Regions from separate parts of the Mus musculus genome. Here regions 1 and 2 are each linked to region 3. A link is a loop called in an ENCODE intact Hi-C map of the cell type or tissue named here. Cell type or tissue: left cerebral cortex. All regions are shown on one strand.

Region 1 (8,000 bases), 130 kb before region 3:
CCTTGTGTTGCTGGGTGTGATATTTCCCTTCTGAACTATTTCTCTGTTCGTGGAGTCTGAGATCCTCAACTCACTGGCTGCTTATGAGGACTGAGACATATGACAGAGTCCCTCCATATAGAGCCTTTAGTCACAGCTTGTGTGTGGGCATCCAGATGCAGTGATGAATAGATCGGACTGTCTGCAGTCTGTTTGAGGAAGTGCTACTAACAGGGAGGGAGGGATTCCATGTGTCTATCCGGAGGCTTTTCTTTTAGAGTCTTCCTTAGGTGATGTTCTAGAATCCTGAGTGCACTGTAGGAGCTGCTGCTGTTAATTCTTGAGGCCCGCTGATTTGGATTTGAGTTGTGCTTAGAACAGACTGTTCTTGCTGCCCCTTGACTCTTCAAGCTAACTGTGGTGTACTTTTTCAAGTGCACTTTGTTAAATTGTCTTCAGAACATATAATGTTCAAAAAAAAAAACCCCACCATGCTCTTAACAAAGCCATTTTGAGGCTCCTTTCTTGAGCTGTCTGGTTTCTACACATCACTTTTCTCTTCCCTCAACTAGATAGCTGCAGGGATTTGAGGCTGGAATGTGCCTTTCTGTGCAGGAGGGTGGGTCCTAGCTAACAAGCTGGCAGCCTGCAGAAGCTTTCCTGCTGAGGCTGATTCCTCTGAGAATCCTTATTAGCATTCATTAATCAGTGGGTGCTGGGAGGGAAAGCATTTCCCAGGTCACACCAGCTCCTGTGACTATGCTGCTAGTCTCCTTGGCTCCTGCCTGCACTGCCAGTGCCTGGTGCTCTTCAGTGCTGCTCTCCAGAAAGCTGCTCTTCGAGGCCACAGTGACATCATTTAGCTGAAAGCTCTAGAGAAGGAGAGTGGTGACAAGGACAGATTCAACCCAAGGAAGGGACCACCTGTGTTTGTTTGCCAGCTTTGTCTGATTTCTGGGGTCACTAAAGTCTTGGGAAGGGTTGAAGTGGAGACACTGGTTGTGAAGGGACTCAATGTCAAAATGAAATCTAAAGAAAACATTTGTCAGTGAGGAAGAGATTAGCTAAGCTAGTCATCTCCATGTAGCCGTTATTCAGATACTGTAAACATCTCTTTTCTAAAGTGGCCGGGCTCTCTTAACCCTCTTCCAGTTCATTGTAATTGGAAGGTTTAGCACAAGGACATCTCATGGAAGCACTTGCTCTGTTCAGGTTTGACTGTGCACTGATTTGAATGATGGAGGATTAACACGGGGCCGTGTTTTATCAGTATTATTATTTGAAGGTCTGTTCAATGCCCTACATTCCCAGATCACGTTCTGTGTTTTTAGCAACAAATTTATGTTTTTCTAATAAGTTTTGTTCTGATTGTAGATGATAACACTTGCTCATTTTAGAAGATAAAAAACTAAAGCCTCGAGTTAGAATCTATCCAAAGATAAACATAAATCCTCTGGTAAACTTGCTCTGTGTGTGTGTGTGTGTGTGTGTGTGTGTGTGTGTGTGTGTGTGCACGCTCTCAAGCGAGAGGCAGGCAGGCAGGCAGACAGACAGACAGACACTGGGCTACTTTATGTTGATGAGTCTGTGATCAAATTAAGAAGCTTCTTAGAACCAAATGTGGTGATGTAATACCTGTAACCACCACACATGGGAGGCAGAGGAAGGAGAATCATGAGTTCAAGTCCAGCCTCAGCCAAGAGTAATTTTTAAAACAAGCTGGGCTATATGAGATCCTGTTGCAAAAAAAGAAAAGAAAAACAAAAAAAGAAAAAAGGAAGGAAGAAAAATCTGTTGGTTTGGATAGAGTCGATAGTGACTTTTAATCTATAAATCTCTAAGTTTCAACAAGGTTTATGGATGATGATGTCCTGAGAGAGATCATAGTATCCCTGCCTTACTTGCTTCCAGAACTCTTCTGTGGATAAATAACTAGATCTGAGCACAGTTGAAGAAACCATGACAAGAATTTCCTGCTGAGCACCTACCCTGGGATAGCGGGCTGCCCCACACCGCGTTTCTCACTCTTCCTAGATTGTCCTGGGAGATCACTGGGTCATCTTCAACCATCCCTATTTGGCTGTAGCACTGGAGAGCTGTAAAGTACAGCCTGGGATGCTGCAGCCTCTGGTACCCACCCCACCCATTGTACATTCTCCTGGGGGACCCCTAGGCTTACCTTCATGCCCTGCCTGGGCACACAGAAAGTTGTAGTGCTGCTCTGTTTATGTAGTTCCTTGAGATCTATACTGTCCTTCACTGTTCATTTATTTCTCTGCTTGGTAGTAATTAATTTTAGAAATTACAAAGAAGGATGATAGCAAGTGTCATGGCCAGAAATTTAGAGCTCATAGCTGAGAGGTAGGTAGTTAATTCTAGGTCAGCCGAATAGCCTGTCTAGTATAGTATTGCTAGAGTACCTGTCTCTGTGCATACTGCCTACCCACAGAGCTGAGCCGTCGCAGGGCCTGCTTCCCACCGTAATGTCTGTATTCTGCTGCGCCCATGCCTTCGGCCTCACCCTGAAACACTCGCTGTTCATCACGCCTTGCAAGGAGCAGTGTGAAAATAAATCAGGTTCACTAGGTTTGTTTTTGTTGTTGTTTTTTTGTTTGTTTGCTTGTTTTGTTGTTGTTTTGTTTTGTTTTGTTTTGAGACAGGGTTTCTCAGTGTAGCCCTGGCTGTCCTGGAACTCATTCTGTAGACCAGGCTGGCCTTGAACTAAGAGAACCAACTGCCGGTGCCTCTCAAGTGTTGGGATTAAAGTTGTGCGCCACCACTGTTCACTAGCTTTAAATGGAACTGAATAGACAACTGGGGAGGTGTCTCAAGAGGTAAGGTGCGTGCTGTATACATGTGAGGACTCCGAGTTCAGATCCCCAGCACCCATTCAAGCGCTCGGCAAGCATGGCATGTAAGTTAGCAAAGTCAGTCATACAGGCAGGCTCCTCTGGAAGAGGTGGTTGTCAGCAGAGGGAGGTAATTGTGTAGAGCTTAGGTGATGAGGACTTTCCCCTGGGAGAGCTGAGCTCTGGGCTGAGTGATGGGATTAGGAGTCTGACTAAGTGGATCCTGTGGAAGTACACGGTATGGTGAGCTGTGAGAGTAAACAGGAGCAGGAAAGGGTTTTCTGATGCCCGCTCTTTCCACATGCGCAGCTGCAGTGCTCTGCTGCCATATCCCATGTACCTCCGTTGGGCTGACCATATCCGACCATGTCTGGGCAGGTCTGGTTAGGTTTGCTTCTGTTGTTAATGATTGTCAGCATGTTTGCTAATTCGGCCCACTCGTGAGGAACAGGTGCAGTGTTATTGATCTGCGTGGAGAGACAGCCTGAGTTTTAGCTGGTAGCTTAATAAGCATCTTTATTTCTATATTGCTCATAAGTGGCCAAAACCTATATTGTATCTCAAAGGGAGTTGATGTTGTAAAGAAAGAAAGAAAGAAGGTGGGAGGGAGCAAGGAAGAGTGAGGAAGGGTGGGGTTGGACCATTACAACTGAAGAGAATATTGTCAGTAACTCCGTTCACATCTTTAGCTTTGGGCTGTCAAACCGTGTTCTTTCTTCCCGTGTGCTCATCTGTATTTTGAAATAAAAAGAATCATCATAATAAGACTAAATTGCTAAGAAATTTTTCATTTTGAGTATATTAAACCATAGCAAGGGGAGCTGGAGAGGTAGCTAAGTGGTTAGAACACTCACTCTTACAGAGGACCTGGGATTGGTTCTCAGCACCCATGTGGAAGCTCTCAGCTCTCTGTGACTCCACTTACAAGGAATCTGATGCATCCTGGGACTCATGCAGTGTGTGTGTGCGTATGTGTGTGTGTGTGTGTATATATATATATATATATATATATATGTATATGTATATATATGCATACACAAAGGAAAAATATTCATTTACACAAGTAATCTTTAAAAAGTAAGAAAGCAAAATGATATAGAAAAAAAAAACTATTGATGATGGACATAGGACATTTGCAGGTTGGTTCTGTGTACTGTGTCTCAGGTCTAGCTTTTAGTTTACTCCTATAGTGAATATAACCTCACCTGTCTTTAAAAAGGTTTGCAAGCAGAGTTTGGTGGTGATTGCCTGTAATCTAAGCACCTGGGGAAAGCTGAGGCGAAGGGCCTGGAGTTGAAGGGTAGCCAAGACTACAGAGTAAGACCCTGCCTCAAAAGCAAAGGGTTGGGGAGGGGTCGGCTGCAGTAAATCATTTTCTAAGAGGAATTAAGATGTGCTAAGAATGAACTTTGGTCACATACGACTGGTGATTTCGAGGATGGACATTGTAGAAATGGGATGAAGGTGGTTTATTTGGGTTTCTGTAGGTCTGTGAGACTATTGAAAACATCTTTGACTTTTAAGAATTACTTTTTTTCTAGTATATGAATTCTTTATGCTAGTATATGATTCCCTTGAAAGCTACTTTATTGAGTTCTCCTCTTTGTTGTTATTTAAGCAGGGCAGGTGCTCACATCAGTCCAGTGGATTAGTTGCCCTTCCATTTTATAAGCGCTACCTCTTTAACCACAGTGTGGCCGCACATGCTGGCCCGGCTGCTGCTGTGAGCAACAGTTAGCTCTGTGTTGTGTTTAAAGGCTTGTAGTTGGAAGAGCAGCGTGTGAAGTTCTGGAATATAAAGGAAATCATAACGCTCTGACTGTAGAAGTATCTAGAAAGCTCAAAAGCCAGATCTAATTAGATAGCAGTGCAAACCCATTGTCCTTTTCACAGAACACGGGGCAGAGGAGTGTGAGGGAAAACGATGGGCGTTTATCTGCCCAGCTGACCAGACTACCCTGCAAGAGCCTTGCATCCTGCAGGCAGGGAACATTTTTGAAACACCCCTAAATGTTCCAGCTTTAAATAGCAGCGAGTTTCCTAAACTGATTCTGCGTGCTGCTGGAGAAATGAAAGCCGGCTGCCTTGGAGGCAGGAAGCGACTAGCGAGATGCTTAATTATCGTGGAAGTAAGTGCTTGTTACCATTGAGTGCAGCATGCAGTGTGCGGTCCTCCTCGGTGTCAGAGAGTGATTTGTAGACAATGCCGCCCTGTCAGCTCCGTGCTGCTTCAGCAGCATCTTTCCAAACATGTATCTGGCAAGAATTTAAAGGCCACCTCTTGTGTAATTTGTGGAATGCTGGAAAAGGATCCTCTGCCTCTCTCCTCAGGATGTGCGCACCCATGCAGGATTCTGTGCTCAGGCTCTGTGCCTGCTGCCTCCTGCCTGACGAGCTCGGGAGGAAGTTCGTCTTCCTGTCCATCACCTGGGAAGGATGGTAACCGTTCTCTGTAATCTGGTGGAGGATATGGAGCCAGCTGCCCTGAGCAGTATTTTGTTTCTGTTGTCGTCGTCGTTGTGGTCGTCTTCATAAATTAGCACTGATGGGGTGGAGGAGGCTGCTCTGCTTAAGGAACTGCAGGCATTTTGTGAATTAGTGAAAGACTTCCAGCTCTGAGAGTAGATGAAAGTCAGGTGAGCTTGGGAAAAGGTGGCCGTGAGTGCCGGGCTTCCTCTGCAGTGTTCTCTGTGTGGGTAAGTAAGACCTCAGGTACTCTGGCTCCGGGAAAGAGTGCTCGATTTCTGTGTGCTCTGTATATTTGCTCTTGCCGACTATGACAAGCTTTTGTAGGGAAATAAGTATCAATTTGAAAAATGAAACGTTTTAAAAAGTGAGTGTTGTAGCATAATCAATAAAGTCTTGTTCAGTTTTTAGTGTTCTCAGAATGCCCCCCTGCATTGCTCTAATTATCTGATTAGGTTGGTCAAACTTGTGGTCAGCACAGTGGCATGATGTCTCCATTCCTAGAGGTCCTGGGTGCCGAAGTCTGTACTTCCCTCCCAGCTTAGGAAACAATTCAGCTAAACAGAAGTAGTCATAGCGCCTCTTTCAATGTTAACTGATGGGTTCTATTAACTTTTTTATTTTTCCTTTATATCTGCTTTATTAAAAATGTAGATTTTAGATCCGTGTGCCACAATTCAGTATTGAGTCTCTTTTTCATGTGCCTGATTTTGACTGGTGCATATTTATTTTAGGTATGCTTGTCAAATGCTAATTTCATGTTGTCCTCCTCTCTTTAGGGGAAGCGTGGGATTCTGGTGACCACAGAGCCCCAGTGATGCAAGCTCTACTCAGTCTTAGGGACTGAAGGAAGCCTGCTGTTAGAGTGAGGCACAGGGACTGAAGGAAGCCTGCTGTTAGAGTGAGGCACAGGGACTGTTGTGGATTACAATGTTTGGAAGATCTGGGTTCTCTGTCGTCTGCAAACAAGGCATCATTTAACCTTTTAAATGAAAAGGCTTAAGATCTCAACACCACTGCTGTATTTTCTGGAAGCCATTCTCTAAAGCAGAAGTGCATATTTAAAACGCAAACATGGTGATCCTTTCTGCAGGGATTTAAGTGATCGCTTTTTACATCATGACCAGTTTGAAGCGGTCGCAGACCGAAAGACCTGTCACCGCTGACAGAGCCTCTGTTGTCAGCACAGATGGCGCCCCCAAAGTCCACACCGATGACTTCTACATGCGTCGCTTCCGCTCTCAGAATGGCAGCCTAGGATCATCAGTCATGGCTGCAGTGGGGCCCCCTCGAAGTGAAGGCCCTCACCATATCACCTCAACCCCCGGGGTCCCCAAGATGGGGGTTAGGGCAAGAATAGCAGATTGGCCTCCGAGAAAGGAAAATGTAAAAGAATCCAGCCGTTCAAGCCAGGAAATAGAAACCTCAAGTTGCCTTGAGAGCCTGTCCTCCAAAGGCAGTCCTGTGAGTCAGGGGAGTTCTGTTAGCCTCAATTCCAATGACTCAGCCATGCTGAAGAGCATACAGAACACCCTGAAGAACAAGACAGGGCCAGCGGAGAGCATGGACTCCAGATTCCTCATGCCTGAAGCCTACCCCAGTTCCCCCAGGAAAGCCCTTCGCAGAATTCGGCAGCGCAGCAACAGTGATATCACCATAAGTGAGCTTGATGTGGATAGCTTCGATGAATGTATCTCCCCAACCTACAAGTCGGGGCCATCATTGCACAGGGAATATGGCAGCACATCTTCAATCGACAAGCAGGGAACATCCGGAGACAGCTTCTTCGATTTGTTAAAGGGCTATAAAGATGACAGATCTGACCGAGGTCCAACTCCAACCAAACTCAGTGACTTCCTCATCACTGGTGGGGGCAAGGGTTCTGGTTTCTCCTTGGATGTGATCGATGGCCCCATCTCACAGAGAGAGAACCTCAGGCTTTTCAAGGAAAGGGAAAAACCACTCAAGCGACGCTCTAAGTCTGAGACTGGAGACTCGTCCATTTTTCGTAAATTGCGCAATGCCAAAGGTGAAGAACTCGGGAAATCATCAGACCTTGAAGACAACAGATCAGAAGATTCTGTGAGGCCCTGGACATGTCCAAAGTGCTTTGCCCACTATGATGTCCAGAGCATATTGTTTGACTTGAATGAAGCCATTATGAACAGACATAATGTGATTAAGAGGAGAAACACCACAACAGGAGCTTCGGCGGCTGCGGTGGCATCCTTGGTCTCCGGACCTCTGTCTCACTCAGCCAGCTTCAGCTCTCCCATGGGCAGCACAGAGGACCTCAACTCCAAAGGAAGCCTTGGCATGGACCAGGGAGATGACAAGAGCAATGAACTCGTCATGAGCTGTCCGTATTTTCGGAATGAGATTGGGGGAGAAGGTGAGAGGAAGATCAGCCTGTCCAAGTCGAATTCTGGCTCATTTAGTGGGTGTGAGAGCACATCCTTTGAGTCTGCCCTCAGCTCTCACTGCACCAACGCGGGCGTGGCAGTTCTCGAAGTGCCCAAGGAAAGCTTGATGCTGCATCTGGACAGGGTGAAAAGGTACACCGTGGAACACGTGGATCTTGGCGCATACTATTACAGGAAGTTCTTCTACCAGAAGGGTGAGTAGGTGCTTAGTTTTAATTTTTTTTTTTTTATTTTGCTCTACTCATGGGAAAAAAACAACAGTGTGTAGTATACTGAGTGTTTT
Region 2 (8,000 bases), 490 kb before region 3:
AGTGGTGGCTTATTTAGGCAGGAAAAAAAAACAAAAACAAAACCCTACAAATACAGAAACAAATTTTGTTTTGTTTGATTCTAAGATTAACTTTACTGTTCCTCATTATTGGATGAAAACTGAAACCAAAAAAAGTGGAAGCTGGTCATGAAGCCAGCGAGGGCTCCTCACCTCCTCTCGCCCTGAACTCTGTCTGTCTTTCAGCCTGCTCTCAAGTACGTGCTGTACGCGCTGGTTGGTGTTGTGGGGCTTGTAACCCATTATGTGCTGCCTCAGGTGAGGAAGCAGCTCCCCTGGCACTGCTTCTCCCGGCCTCTGCTGAGGACAGCCGAGCACAGTCAGTATGAAGTCCGAAGTGAGTATGTCTCTGCCGCCCTCGGGCTCTGCCCACTCTGGTATGCCCGTGGTGAGTTAAGCAGACAGCATTGAGTCACGCTTTAGCTCTGGCTTCTTGCAGTGGGTTTGAAGCTTCCGGTGAAGTGTCGCCTGCAGGGCACTGTCTTCTGCTAAAAGAGCAGCAGCTGTGCTCCCAGGCCGTCTTCCGAGAGTAGACCTACACTTCCTGCTCTACCTCTCACACCTGTCCCTAGTGTGTCTGGCGTGTGACTTCTCTAACGTCCCCGATCCATCTTCTCCCTAATCAGTATACAAGCAGCTCAGTCCCCATCCAGTCCTCCATTTGAAAGGTTTTAATTTAAGCATAAGGAAGGAAGGAAGGCCTTTGTCCCTTATGCCACAAGAAACACTGTCTTACTTAAGAACAGTAGTGACAGTCCTTTCTGTAATTTCTGCTCAGATCTGGGTAAGCAGTGAAGTGACTGGAGAAGAGAGGAAGGCCTGTCCATTCAGCCAGCTTCTCCCTCCACTGTAAACTCTGACTCACTCTTCCTTGTCCGTTGGTCCTGTGACGGGCTGTGCTACACACAAGTGACTGAATGTAGCAAGCTTTCCTCCTTGGACTTGAGTGAAGTACTGTGAAGAGGGTGACTCAGCCAGTCATTTGAGTATGAGTTGATATTTTTGAAGAACATTGAAGCCTTTGAAGCTGTAGCAGAGTTGACTTTCTGTTCTCACAATGGGCCTCTTAATGAACCTGACTGAAGCCGTGTGGTCCTGGTGCTGCCCACAGCCTGGACGCTGGAGAGGCCACCGAATACTAATGAGCAGAGAGTGGGACGATGCTCTGGAGACCTTTTAGTAAGGGAAACTAAAGGAGACTGTGAGGCTGGTGCTGCCAGCCTCTGCACCGGAAACGTAGCCCACAGAGACAGGCTCTGGTTTGCTTTTCTATGATGAAGCATTTCCCACTTTTATATATAAATATACCAAATAGTTCATTTTTAAAATCAATAGTTTTATTGGTTGCTTTAATCAGTCTAAAATGTTTACAGATTTTGAATTGCCATAACATTTTTGACTTCTTGAAAATACTGAACTATAGAACTAAACTGGTTTTGTTTTGTTTTGGGGGGTGTTTTGGTTTTTTCTTTGTACTGATATTAGAAATGTAAAGACTGCCTAGCAGCCTGGCGTAGTGCTTTTAGAGAGCCAAAGAGCTTACCACCTTAACCACCATATGCCACTAGTGAAGAAACGCCTTATAAGCTGGGTGACTGTAAACTATGAGTGTGTGCATCTAGAGCATAGACTTTCCTATTGAGAAGTCAGGTGCTTTAGTAGCGCTTACTTATCTAGGATTGAGTACAGCCCGAGAACCTTTAGCAACTTTTCCTATATACAAATGTAGAAAATGAGAAAAATTATAGTGAAAAATAAGATCTCAAGAAATGAAATGCTGGAGATGCGGGTGCATGGTGAACAGTTGGCTCCTATGTGCTAAGGCCCCGGGGTGACACGTAGCTTTACACAACAGCTTATAAAAGTAAAGTTAGCCAAGTATGAGTTATGTCTAGGTCAGAAACTGTGTATTTGCGTATGCGTGTGCATATGCGTGTGTGTGCACCTGAATGTGTGTGTGTGTGTACACGTGTGTATGCCTGCATGCATGCGGTCGATCACATAAAAGTAGACATTGAAGTACGGGCTTCGTATGGTTTTGTACTCATAGCATTGAGCTAAACTTGAGTCCTAAGGCCATCCTTTCTGCTTACCGTATGCCCGACTGCCTTGAGCACTGTATGCATTGTGATCTCTGGACTTGTTGCCTCTCAGATGCAGCCACTATGATGTGGTTCGAAAAACTTCATGTGTGGCTTCTTTTTGTGGAGAAGAATATCATCTATCCACTGATTGTCCTCAACGAGCTTAGCAGCAGTGCAGAGACAATTGCCAGCCCAAAGAAACTAGATACAGAGTGAGTATATAGTCACCCGATCCATGTCCTTAGATTAGAACAATAATAAACAACACCTTACACACGTGGTGAAGCATCTTGAATCATTGGTCAGATGCCACTAAACATGTTTCTGTCACACGGCATCAGAAGAGGGACCGCTCAGGTGAAGATGTCTTGGTCTTCCCCTTTTTTGGGGGGCATCACTGTACTTTTATTGTTCTTGACTTTTTAATGCCAACCAGTATTTTATGCGAGGGTGCCTGCTAGATAGCTCAGCAGGTAAAGGTCCCTGCTGCTAAGCCTCATGACCTGAGCCCAATCCCTGGACCCACGGAATGGAAGAAGAGAACCGACTCCAGCAAGTTGTCTTCTGACCACCACACACGTTATGGCAAGTGTGCTCGTGCACACACATATGTATGCATTTATGCAAAATAGATGAGAAACCATAATTTTAATATTACAAGTAAAGTTAGCTTTGAATATTAAATGGCAGGTTTGGGAGGTGGCTGCTGTGTACTGTGCACATCAGACCATGTAGGGGGTCATTTGCCTACACAGTTATCCTCAGTCAGACTCGGTAGTTTTAGTTCCATGTTAGGGAGTGTTGGTACATGTTTCTCATGTATTAAATGCTGCTAGTATTAAATTGAAAAGCTAGAGAACCAGGTTTTAGAACTATAACTTTTATTTTTTTTTAAACATGCTTATTTATGTAGAAGATAAAATTCATAGTGTGTACTAATAAAGAATGTTGTATTCATGCCTTTCAGGGTTTCATAAACTTATCATAGAGATCACTGTTATTGTGTATCTATTTCCTGAGACAAAGGAGTTGCCACTGTGATCTCCTGAGTACTGGGATTACAGTTGTGTACACACACACACACACACACACACACACACACACACACACACCCCACTTCTGTACATCAGTTCCAGACGTCTGTCTGGTCTCTATCAAAAGCCTATGGAGCATGTGCTGGCCTCTGGCTGGTGGATGCTGGGTGTTTGCAGCACAGGCTGATGGGCTGTGCCTGTCTCTGCTACAGGTTGGGTGCTTTGATGATTACCATCGCTGGCCTGAAGCTGCTACGCTCTTCCTTCAGCAGCCCCACGTACCAGTACATCACCGTCATCTTCACTGTGCTCTTTTTCAAGTTTGACTATGAAGCCTTCTCAGAGACGATGCTGCTGGACCTCTTCTTCATGTCCATCCTGTTCAGCAAGGTAATCTATCACGGCACATCTGCCTCTGCAGAAAGAAACTCGCCACTTGCTGACGTGGTTGGCAAGGTTTCTGCTGGTGTTACATTTGACTGTTGGCTTCTAAGTAATAGTCTTCCTCTCTCAGCAGTTATTTTGGAGCATATTAAACCCATAAGAGCCACAATCAAAAAAGACTTACATGTGGGTGGACTGTGTCCACTGGCAGCAATGAGGTTCAGACAGATGTCGAGTACAAAGAGAAATTGCTGTTCAGTATTAGATTTCTCTCCTGGTTCCTTGTGACATTACATTTGGAACATATTTACTCCAAAGGGTTGAAGTTCAAGGGAAATGTATCCTGGGATAAAATACATGCATGTATTAGAGACAGGTAGAGTTTCTGTTGCCTCTACTCCTCGGTTTGCTGGCAGTAGCAGTAATGCTGTGATTGGCCAGAAGAGGGCACAGAACTCTTAAGAACACCAATCCATAAGTCCATGTCTACATTGAAAACAATCTTCGTATCAAATTGATGCCAGTGTTTTGGCAGTTGATAAATCTTGTCTTGCTATGTGATGGGAAAATGACTTCAGTGCCATTTTCCTGTTAGGAAGAAGACACATCTTACAGGCTGCTTGTCTTCTGTTTGAAGTACCTGCTTAGAGTTTTCCTGACAGCGTTTTCTTTCTCCTCACAGCTTTGGGAACTCCTCTACAAGCTGCAGTTCGTGTACACCTATGTCGCTCCCTGGCAGATCACGTGGGGCTCTGCGTTCCATGCTTTCGCTCAGCCCTTTGCAGTGCCCCGTATCCTTCACTACAGTTTATGAGAATGGCTAGTCATATCCTTGATGAGAACGTCAGGCTACAGCAGACACGCCAGGGACTGTGACAAGCCGGCAAAGCCTCTCAGGCTTGGAGGACCGTTGCCCTATTCTGATTTAGTTTGTGCAACCCACAGATGAACCAAATACAAGCAGAGATTAAGGATTTGTAATAAGTAATGCTGTTTTTAAAGTTTTACTAATGTATTTCAGTATTTGTGTGTTGCACATGTACAGGTCAGAAGACAACAGGGAAAAGCCAATTCTCTCCTAGCGTCTTTACCTGCAGAGCCTTTTCATTTGGCCCCAAGTTCTGGGTTTGGCGTCTGTAAAGGGAGCCCTGAGTGTATCAGCCCAAGGCTGATACGTGCCTTTCCCCCTTCCTTTTCCTGTCTGTGGTGTTTGTTCCTTAACTGTTTCCGCATAGACTCGGCCATGCTCTTTGTCCAGGCGATAGTGTCGGCCTTCTTCTCCACGCCACTAAACCCCTTCCTGGGCAGCGCCATATTCATCACTTCCTATGTTAGGCCTGTCAAGTTCTGGGAGAGAGACTACAAGTGAGTAACGGAGTGCACAGAAGCCAGTCTGTCTCTTTTACAGAAAAGAACAATCGATGGCATCATCATAAAAAAAATGTATCATAATTTGTTTGATAAAATACTTGTTTTGCTAAAAATTTACATCTATTTTTAAAAATTGAAGATTATATAGAGTTGAGGAAATTGACCTTTATTTTCTCAACTATTTGTGTAATTCTTAAAAGTATAGTCCTAATTATCCTCCTCTGCATTTTTTATAATGACACGTCTTGGAGTTAGGCCCTGTGAGTAACACCGTGACTTTATGTAATACAGTGTGGCACCATTATAGAGGCTGTGGTGTGCTGCAGCCTATTTTCCTTAGAAAGTCATAGAATTGTGTTAGAGTCCCTTCAGGAAGGAAAGTTTCTGGTAACTTCATTCAAGCACGCGCCTCCTTTGTACCTGAGATTCATTCACTGGCTGTTGAAGCCAATGCTTAGGACAGTCTTAAGTGAGAGGACACAGATGTCGCAGTGTGTATTAACATGTTAATCTACCCAGGCCTTTCCCTACACTGCTAAACCAGTGGCACTTTTATTCAGGAAAATAATGCTCTCAACTTTGAAACAGTGAGCTAGCTTCTCTGCTTGACATCTCTACTTGGCCTTCATCTAAAACTATGTAGTATTTCCAATGTTGGTGAACTTATATCACTTTTTGTATTGTATTCTTAGCCTGAAGTTATATTCTATGATAGCAGTTCCTAACAGTTTGTATCAGTAATATTTTTGTTTGCTTTTGAGACAGAGTCCACTCTGTAGCTCTGTCCTGGAACTCACTATGTAGACTAGGCTGGCCTCAAAATCAGATGGTTGTGAGCCACCACGAAGTTACTGGGAACTGAACACAGGACATCTGGAAGAACAGCCAGTGTTCTTAACCACTGAGCCATCTCGCCACCCTTGTATCAACATTTTTGGTACCCTTAAAAATACTCAAGATACCATAGTATTTAAATAGAGATGTAATTTAATAACATTTTCTAAGAAATATCCACTATGACCATCCTTCCAGGACTAAGACTACAGCATGAAGATTACAAGATTTAAGTCAGCTTGGGCTACATGGCAAGGCACTGTCTTTCTTTCTTTTTTTTTTTTTAATGGGGTAGGGAAAGGAGGGGGGCCATACCCCATATTAGCATAAATATAGCATTTTAAACTAATAAGAATATTTCCCACCTACCAAAATTTTAATAGGAAAATTATAGATTGCATTGTTGCAGTTTTGCAGAACTTTAATGTCTTGCTTGCTAAGAGCCAGGTCAGGTTCCCACTTCCTGCTTCTTCATCCACTCTTGTAGTACATTCTGTATCTGTTGGTGCAGTAGGACACTTTATATCCATTCATGCAGTACAATATGACAGTTTGTATCCACTCTTCCAGTGTGACATGTTGCTTGAAATGATGGAAGAAAAATTAACTGCACAGATACACAGTTGAAAAGGAAGGGTTTGTTTTTTGTTTTTTGGTTTTTTACATATGTGTGAGTGTTCTATCTGCATATATGCATGTGTACTGCATAGTGACCTGTATTGGAGGAATTCAGACGAGGACGTTGGATCCCCTGGGACTGGAGTTAAGGTTAGAGAGCCCCCATGTGGGCACTGGGAGCCTAGCCCAGGTTCACAGGAGCAGCCAGTGCTCATGGCCATGACTGTCTCTCCAGCCCCAGGAAAAGCATTTAATAGGCTTTAAAAAGACTGTTGGGGATGCTTTTCCTCAATCCTTCACCAAAAATCAACATACGATGGTTTCGTTTTGTTTTGTTGGTTATTTGAAACAGGGTTTCTCTGTGTAGTCCTGACTGTCTTGGCACTCACTCTGTAGACCAGGCTAGCCTGGAATTCAGAGATCTGCCTGCCTCTGCCTTCTGGGTGCTAGGATTAAAGGTGTGCGCCACCACGCCTGGCAAATATAATGGTTTCTTAAAAGCTAATTGTAGTGTGGAGTCTAAGCTTCACCTGTGAACCTTTAGAAGTGTGTTACATCTATATTATCCATCTTCTTTGAATGAGAGTGTTTGCTTGAGATAGCCAAGTACTGATGCAGTAGCTGTACAGCATTTTTAAAAGGTGGTCGCAGCATCACCAATCCCAAATGAAAAGTCATTAAAGTGTGTTGCTCTAAGAAGCTGTCACACTCATGGGTGTGGGCACAGGTTTTCCTAACCTCTTAAATTTTTGTTTAAAGTTTTGAATTATGTTGTTGACAGCTATTGCCGTATTTCCCTTGAAGTGATGAGGTCTTTTCTTTGTGTTGATAAATGTCTGTTAGGCAACAGATCTGAATAATCTCATACCTTCTTACCTTCTTCACAATTTGAAGTGACAGTGGTTCTCAGAGAGGGAGCCAGCAGTTGAGCTTGCAGTTGAAATCACGGCACAGCCAGCCATTTTCTCTTTGTCCAGGTGGTAGTGTCAAGGGCAGCGCAGCACTTGAGAGAGGGTGCCATGTTCTCTGTGCTGTCTCATTTTGTACATAGGCTGCTAATGTGGCCTGCCCCACGGAGTTGAGAATTCAAACTTGTAGCTGGGGCAGTCAGATAAATTAGCTGAATGATTGCACATATGTGGCAGTGAAGGAAGACGTGGCACTGTTTGGGGCCACTGCCTTGGTTCCTGCTCAGCACCAGACTTTGAGGGCCATGGTTTTATACTGCTAGTGTAGGCCTCAGCATGGTAAGAAACAGCAAGCAGCCAGCAGCCATGTGGGATGCCTCTGACCTAGGAAACTGTGAGTCTGTTCTTCCATGGACCTCGGTGCCTCTGGATATTTCTAGATGCGTTTTCCCTGAGAAGGGATTCTGTGGTCATATACTTGGAGAGCTGTGTTCTTTGCATCTGGTCAGTTTTTGTTTGTGGTGCATTCATACATGTCTTCTTACACTGTAACGAAACACAAATGAGGAGAAACTTAGGTTTATGTGTTGTGAAAATATGAAGGAATTAAATAAACGTGTACTGAAGTCTGTGCTGCCACGCTGACGATTGTCAGCCACATTCTATTCCCAGAGGTTTTCCTACAGAGGTGAGATTATCTGTGCCTTTTAGTTTCCCCCTTGCTCTTATTTTTTTAAGTATAAAATAGT
Region 3 (8,000 bases):
CCTTCTCCTAGAGACCTCCGCTAATTGATCTTTCTTCTTTTCCCTTTTTCCTCTTTTTCTTCTAATCTCTCTCCAGGTATTCTTACCTAACCTTAACTTTTCCTCGGGTTCAAGACCCTTGGAAAGGCCTGTATACTTATTTTGTGTACCATATTTCCTTTTTGTTCCTACTCTCTCTCCCCGCTTTACTTCTGATAGCTTGTCCTGAATTTCCTCTAGAATTTTCAGCCCTATCTTAACCACTATATAACATGTGAAAAGGAACAAAAGGGCTTCTAACACTAGAAAAAATTCAAGGCCAAACATATTCCACTTTACTTCTGATAGACTGTCTTGAATTTCGTTAGAAAGTTCAAGATCAGACTTACCTCGTTCCCCAGCTGAAAAGTTCTGAATTCATACAGTTGAATCCTTCTTAACAGTCTGCTTTACGGGAACCTTTATCACCGTCGTTCCCCAGCTGATGAGTTCTGAATTCGGCAGTTGAATCCTTCTCAACAGTCTGCTTTACGGGAACCTTTATCACCGTCGTTCCCCAGCTGATGAGTTCTGAATTCGGCAGTTGAATCCTTCTCAACAGTCTGTGTTACGGGAACCTTTATAAACGTGATCCGCAGTTCTGGTTCCGGAATGAGGGATCCTCCTTGCGCCAGTCCCGAGTTTTTTTCTCGTCCCGGAATTCGGCACCAATTGTTATTAGACGCGTTCTCACGACCGGCCAGGAAGAACACCACAGACCAGAATCTTCTGCGGCAAAGCTTTATTCTTACATCTTCAGGAACAGAGTGCAAGAAGCAAGAGAGCAAGAAGCAAGAGAGCGAAAAAGCAAGAGAGAGAAGCAAGAGAGAGAAGCAAGAGAGCGAAGCAAGAGAGAGAGAAGCAAGAGAGAGAGAAAAACGAAAACCCCGTCCCTCTTAAGGAGCATTCTCCTTCGCCTCGGACGTGTCACTCCTTGATTGGCTGCAGCCCATCGGCCGAGTTGACGTCACGGGGAAGGCAGAGCACAAGTAGTCATAAGATACCCTTGGCACATGCGCAGATTATTTGTTTACCACTTAGAACACAGCTGTCAGCGCCATCTTGTAACGGCGAATGTGGGCGCGGCTCCCAACAATATACATACATATATACACACACATATATACATATATACACATATATAGATATATATTAAATATTTATTTTTATGTATATGAGTACACTGTAGCTGTCTTAGGAAGGCATCAGATCCCATTACAGATGGTTGTGAGCCACCATGTGGTTGCTGGGAATTGAACTTAGGACTTCTGGAAGAGCAATCAGTGCTCTTAACCACTGAGTCATCTTTCCAGCCCATTGGTCTCTTCTTAATCATTGCTAATTCCTTAGCTCCAGCTACCCAGCACCAATTGTCCCAGTAATGCAAATATTTTGCTTTAGTAGTTCTAGTATCTTGTTAATCACAGCTGAATCTTCAGCCCACGCTAAGAATCCTCACAGAATCTTAAAGTAGCAAACAATCCTGATAGTCTTTAATCTTCCCTCTGAAAATTCACAAGCCAGGTCTCTATCATTTGCACTGTTCTCAACATTATCTTCCAAGATCCTACAGATCATCCCCCAGAGCTCTTACACCCAATGGCTCTTCTCACCCAAAGTTTCAAAGTCCTTCCACAGTCTTTCTCAAACTGTGGTCAGGGCTGTCACAGCAATACCTCACGACACTGGTACCAATTGATCTTAATTAGGGATTTTATTACGGCGATAAAAACACCTTGACCCAAAAGCAAGTTGGGAAGGAACGGCTTACACTTCCGGATCATAGTCCATCACTGGAAGAAGTTAGGACAGGAACTCAGGCAGGGCTGGAACCTGGAGGCAGGAGCTGATGGAGGGATGCTCTGGCTTGTTTCAAGTTAACACACACACACACACACACACACACACACAAACATCCAGGACATGTGGGAAGAGAGAGACTCAACTGAGAAGTTGCCTCTATCAGACTGGCCTGTAATCATGTCTATGGGCCTTTTTCTTGATTAATGATTGATGTGGGAAGGACCCAGACCACAGTGGGCAGTGCAACCCCTGGACCGGTAGGCCTGGATTATATAAGAAAGCAAACTGAGTAAGCCATGGGAAGCAAGCCAGAAAGCAACTTCAGCTTCTGCTCCAGCCTTGACTTCTGTCTTGCATCCCACAACGATGGACAGTGCTGAGGAAGTGTAAGTCAAATAAAACCTTTCCTCTCCAAGTTGCTTTTGGTCCGCGTTTTTACCATAGCAACCGAGGGAATAAACTAGGACACCTTATGACCTCCTTGAGGCCACCTAAGGACTTAGCAGAAGGGCAAATGCCTGGAGGGCAGTGAGGAGGGAGGTGGCCCTGGGAAGTCACACTCCTGATTTTCTCTGCAGCACCCATGAGAACCACACTTCTGTTGCCAGGGAAGGGATGAGCCAGGATTCAAGTTCGCAGAGCTGTGACTCCCTCTGCCTGCTGTCTGGTGGTACTAAGAGGCAGCCTGGCTATGTGTGAAGTCCCGTGTGTGTGTGTGTGTGTGTGTGTGTGTGTGTGTGTGTGTGCTGCTCAGTGTGGGAGATCTGTTCTAACTACCTCCACCTCTCTCAAGCACCCTGTATCAGCTGCACCCAAAGCCTTAGCTTGCCAGAGGACTAGCCTACTCCTAAGGAACAGCTAGGAGCAGACTTGAGTAATCTCAACTAGGCCAAAAGACAGTGAATGAGATCCATGGTGACCTTGGTGATGAGTGCCTCCTGGTGTCACTGTGTCCCCTCTGAGAAGCATGTTGTCCAAAGAGAGAAGGAACAGCCACTTCCAGTGTGAATGCCTGTCAACTTCTAACTGTGCCTAGCCACTCTGTCTCCACAGTTTGTGTGCTGTTGAAGGCTGAGCATCACTTAAAGGTTCAGGGCTGACCATTGTGTCACGTTAGGGACAATCTCACCCTGACCTACTTTGGCACTTTAGCCCTGCTTTTGGATTATCCTGTAGAACAGCGGTGGAAAGGACCCTCATCCCACCAGGCACAGCTCTCTGATGGTCAAAGGCAGGGAGAGCTCGACCCTAAACTCTCTGCAGAGGAGACAGCAAATGCCTAAAATACAATCAGCCAGTGCAGGCAAGTACAGGAAGTCACCTTTTCAGCCTTACTGACAGCCAAGAGTCACAGTCGCAATCTGCCTCAAATGTTCTTTTTTGCAGTGTTACGAAGTTCTACACCAACTCAGGCTCCACCTCTCTCCAGCTTCCATCCAGAGGCACACTCTTGAAGGCCTTGCAATCCTGGCACTCTGCCAAGAACACACCACATCCCTGCTTTCCGGCCAGGGAAGACAGGACCCAGAAACCAAGGAGTCAGCCCCTCACTCTCACAAGTTTGTACTCATTTCAGTTGGATTCTAAATCTCTGCACTCACCAGACCTCTAGCCTTCTGTGCCGGACCTTGTCCCCAGGACCCCGAGGAAAACCCTTCTCTTTCTCTTTAGAGATGGCTTCTTCCTCCTTGATGCTTCCTCCAGCACTAAGCGCGTTCCAGCTTCTCACTGGATGGCACCTGCTTGGCCTCTCGTCTCAGTAGCTTCTCAGTTACAACCTTTACCTGGATTCTGTTCCAAGAGCCGAAATGAACACAATGTTGCTGCTTGGTTATGGGTTTGATAAGATTCTTATCACTTAAGGCTAGAATGTTGTTTTTGATCACCTGACATAGCTCAAGGCTGCGTCGGCCTGAGTTCACAGGCATCCAATACTAGGACATTTTTCTTAGGGTTGGAATGAGACTTGTCATTGTCTCAGGTCAATTTTCATCTTTTCACCGGTTGTTTTCATCTGTTGAAGAGTTTTAATGCCGGGTTAGCCTTCACAATAGCCACTATCCCTCCAGGAGTGTCATATGTCTCAGTGAGGCCCCCATTGTGCTGATAAGCTGCGGACAAGACCTGTGGCCACCCAATAGACTATCCCCGTTGTTTTCAAATTGGATGCCGCAGCTCTGGGAGTGTCAGCTGGTTCTGAGGCTTTAGTCCAGACTATACATTTCTTCAAGGTTGTGCCTGCCCCCTCACACCATTTATTTTCCCCATTCCTTTAGTCCAGGCTTTGTTGGGAGGGACAAGGCAGAGACAGACCTGGAATCCCTTGATGAACATTATCCAGGGTGGGTCTCTCCACCTCAGCAAGCTGCTGAGATCTCTAGCATCCCGTTAAACCTGGGGCAGAGACTCTGTGATGCTCTGAGAGTGAATGTGCAGTATTCGTGGGACCCATAGCAGTTCCTCTGTGTGGGCTGAACCAGCAAAGGACGGTAACTCACGGGCTTCACTGAGGCATGAGTTGGGGTCACCCTCTTTCCTTTGGTGGGTGGGTGGAGAAGAAAGAGTCAATTAGATTTACTTAAATGACTCCCCTCTACACCAGCCAAAACCAAAATCAAGGTCTCTTTAGATAGCTCACTAAAGAGGTGAGTAGCCTCATTACCAAAACCTGCTGCTCAGAGACTTCCGCTCCCAGCGGAATTCCCCCCCCCCCACCCCATGCTCTTCTGACAGTTTTACAGTTCAAAGTTCAGAAGGAGGAGGGAGAGAAGTTTCATAGGAGGAAAGATCTCTACAAAATTAGAAACGAAGTTCATGTCCCCAGCTTCCAGGCTGCTTGTCAGGAACACAAAAGGTGGCATGTGATAGCGATGTAGGTTGTGAGTTTAGGAGAAAATCACAGAGGGGCCAAGGAGAGAAGATGCCATGGGTATGTGTGTAGCCATTCACTTTAGTACTGAACTTTCCGGAGCCAGAACGTCCCCCAGCACCAACTTGCACCCGTGCAGGCTTAACAGCATGCTGTGAGCGTCCTCTGCTGTCTGTGTTTGGGCCGGCATCCAAGCCAGTTGGGCTGTTTCCTTAATGGCTACAAGCAGGCGTCTCTCCCGCTTTCAGTTTCAAGAAGTACCATAGCCCCATCAGAGTCTGCGCTAAGGAGTGGGACTGGCCAAACTGACCCCTTCAGTACTGCATCTTTTTTAAAAAAAAATATTTTTTTTGGTGGTGGAAACTCTAGAGGGCGGAGAAAAAAGAGGTCTTGCTGTGTGAACCGGGGAGGAGGGAAGGGAGTCGTGGCGGGGAGGGAGTGGGGGTGGGGGTGGGGGTGATAGGTTATTTCTGCTCCAGGGCAAGAAGGAAAGAATCTCTGTGGAGATTCCTCCCCCCACCCCCACCCCCCGGAAGGCACTTCCAGCTTTTGTAAACCTCAACATCACTGCGGAGGGAAGCCGTTGGAAAGCTGCCCCTGGGAATTATGGGGCAGGGAAGTCAGAAAGCATAGAGTGATCTTAGATAGACTGCTAGGCTTTGAGGTGCAGAAACACATACTACCCCTTCCTTTAAAGGCGGTCCAGCGGCATCAAACGCTGATGTCGATGAAGCCGCTGATGCGGTTCTCCATGATTGGAGGAAAGCAGGGGTGACGTCAGCGCATGCTTGTAATTCCCGCACTCAGGCTGCAACAGGAGGGATCTGGTTAAGGCTGTGTTCAGCCTGGGCTACAGAGGAGGAGATCTTGTTTAAAACGCAAGACAAATCAAACAAGAAAAACCAACGAGGGGGAGAGAAAAGGGTCAGGCATCAGGATTCATTACATGTATGTAGTAGATCTAAAGTGGAAATTTCTGGTTTCTTTGAAGACTTGGGTTATAATGTTTTGCTGGGACAATCAGGGGAAAGGATGTCTTGCTAAAGCAGACACGTGAGAGAATGTTTTGATGAAGGAGACACAGGTGAGAGGATGTTTTGCTATAGCAAACAGGTGAAAGGATGCCCAATGTTTAGAAAGAATATAAATATGGCCCCACAGAGAGTGGGAGCGCCAGCTGCTTTGCCTCCACTGCCTTGCAAGCCTTCGCTGATGACACGCATAGATTGGTTCACCTTCCATTGCATTGCTGAAGTTCGCTTGTAGTGACCTCATAGAGAGAAACCCACCAAAATAACTTCTTGTGAGAGTCCTGCGACTTCTGGTCACTGGACTTGGCCGATTGGCAAACCTCACCTTATCCCCTGGAGTGAACTGCCTTTGCTGTTCCCGGTGTGTTGCCTGCCAACTGGACTGGACTGCAGTTGCTGATTTATGTTTGGTGTTTGCTAGTTGACAGAAAACAATGAAGATGGGAATCGCCCCCAAAGAACTATTTCTAAAGAGGTCCACTTCACCCCTATCCTAATAACCTTTCTTTTCCACTACCTCTGCTAGAGGGGAAGTCGAACTCTTATTAAAGTAGGTTGTGAAAAATATATGCCTACATAGATCCTTGCTATAATGAATAAAATGGGCATAAGAAATGTCTCGTTGTTTCCCTCCCTTCATGCTCCAGACCCAGCCTAGTGTGGCTAAGCTGAAAGGAGAGTCCAATTTCGGTAGCTACCCAAATGGTCTCCTGCCCTCCTGCTCCGACATAGGAGCTGGGGGGTCTGAAAGGAGATGCCCAGCCTGAAGTCCCCTGCTCACTTATTAGATGTTCAAGGGTCACCTCCCCAGCCCCCCAAGTGCTGTGACCATTGTAGGAACCTGAAAAGGTCTGTCTCCCTTCTGAGCTTGGGCCATTCTCATACCTTCTTATTTCTCCATGCCTGGCCTAGCACAGGCTCATGGAGGCCACTCAGCCTGGGCAGGAGGGACACCACTCTTTACAGCGCCTACCCAAGGATCACCCATGGGCATAAGGTGTGAAAGGAGACACCAGGTGTCTCTGAAACCCAGGGCACATTCCCAGTGTCCACATAGCATCTCTTGTTACTCTGAACTGATAACCTGTCCACTGCCGCCCGCCAGGCTTTGCAGTAATGCTGCTGTTTTCTGTTTTTACAAAGAAAGAGGCCATGACAGTGGCTTCATAGATTAAGAGCTGTGAGCTGCCTACATTGGAGACAGACATCACTAATGTAAGAAGGGTTTGAGTGTTCGGTGTGAGTGCCCATGGCTGAGATGAGACAAATTAACTTATCAAGTACCACTCAGCATCCAAGCACTGGCTCTGTGCAGAATGGAGTTACTTCCCAGTCATGCTAAATGACACTGGCTAGCGTGCTTCCTCCCCAATTCATGGTTCTGATTCTGTGATGTGCACAGCAGTTATAGACAGCAGCTGAGGGACGTTTCTGAAATTCTGAGTAATTCAGATTCTTCTGTGTATATATGTAAAAGTCTAGATCCTCAACCTTCCTAACACCGCACCCCTTTAATACAGCACAGTTCCTCAGGATATGGTGACCCAGATCGTGAAATTACTTTTGTTGCTACTCTATAACTGTAATTTTCCTACGGTTATGAATGGTAATATAAATAGCTGACATGTGGATGGTCTTAGATGGCCCCTCTAAAAGGGTCCTTCGGCTTAGAGGGGTCGCGGCTCACAGGTTAAGAACGACTGCTCTGTAGTGCTTAAAGTGAGACATTGTTTCTTCTGAATGGTAACCATGCAGGCAACGGTAAGTGATTTGATCAATCTTTATACAAATGCAAGGTTGACTCTAGATGTCAGAACTTTCAAGAAAGACATCAGACTCTTAGAAGTGCTTTCGAAGCTATAGTATGTTAGCTAACACAGCTGTGTACACTCACAACAGCTTTGTGTGTGGACACAAGACATTTTAACCACTCACCACCCTCTCTTCCCCATTTATCACCTGCGGGCCCACTTCCTCTTTCCAACTATAGAAGTAGTCTTAACTTACAGCTTGCCATTCAATATGAAGTTTGTCCTTTAAACCATAGTAGAAATGCTAGTGACTATTTCAAGAGGAAAAGCTTTCCTGACAACACTGCCCATTTGAATATCCCTTTTTTATATTATGATTTACATTTTTGGTAATGTGTTTTGTTTATAGATCCTTGAAAACATGAGAATAAGTCAAGAGGATGATTCAACATAGAAAAAACATGGCAGCAGGGATGTAAAGAGAGGAGACCGAGCAGAGCAGAGAAATAGGGAGTACTCAGAGAAACA

Evidence for each region. Hi-C counts contacts between places; a loop is a spot of excess contacts. Peaks named below come from ENCODE experiments on the same cell type or tissue, not always from the same donor. Only the 100,000 strongest peaks of a DNase experiment are listed, where the experiment ranks them.
Region 1: it touches region 3 in a loop (4-fold over the local background); 2 of 42 quality-filtered maps call a loop at or near these places.
Region 2: it touches region 3 in a loop (3-fold over the local background); 8 of 42 quality-filtered maps call a loop at or near these places.

Annotation. Positions count from the first base shown.
Region 1 is chr12:82,334,589-82,342,588 of GRCm38, forward strand. It overlaps Sipa1l1 (signal-induced proliferation-associated 1 like 1), which reads left to right. Exons shown (of 21, transcript NM_172579.3): 2 at 6,074-7,911. The coding sequence starts at 6,414. Among named protein-coding and RNA genes, the nearest start is that of Sipa1l1, 27 kb to the left of the region's middle. In left cerebral cortex, a CTCF peak has its summit at 1,665; DNase peaks (open chromatin) are centred at 127, 813, 4,997, 6,110 and 2 more places; H3K4me3 peaks cover 2,120 bases; H3K27ac peaks cover 2,855 bases.
Region 2 is chr12:81,971,042-81,979,041 of GRCm38, forward strand. It overlaps Pcnx (pecanex homolog), which reads left to right. Exons shown (of 36, transcript NM_018814.3): 20 at 205-355; 21 at 2,173-2,314; 22 at 3,349-3,526; 23 at 4,203-4,311; 24 at 4,756-4,885. Among named protein-coding and RNA genes, the nearest start is that of Gm30799, 95 kb to the right of the region's middle. In left cerebral cortex, CTCF peaks have their summits at 3,965 (motif pointing right) and 6,520; DNase peaks (open chromatin) are centred at 405, 926 and 3,956; H3K27ac peaks cover 1,083 bases.
Region 3 is chr12:82,465,334-82,473,333 of GRCm38, forward strand. No RefSeq gene overlaps it. Among named protein-coding and RNA genes, the nearest start is that of Gm30966, 7.4 kb to the right of the region's middle. In left cerebral cortex, CTCF peaks have their summits at 2,472 and 4,865; DNase peaks (open chromatin) are centred at 2,514, 4,867 and 5,462; H3K4me3 peaks cover 1,106 bases; H3K27ac peaks cover 638 bases.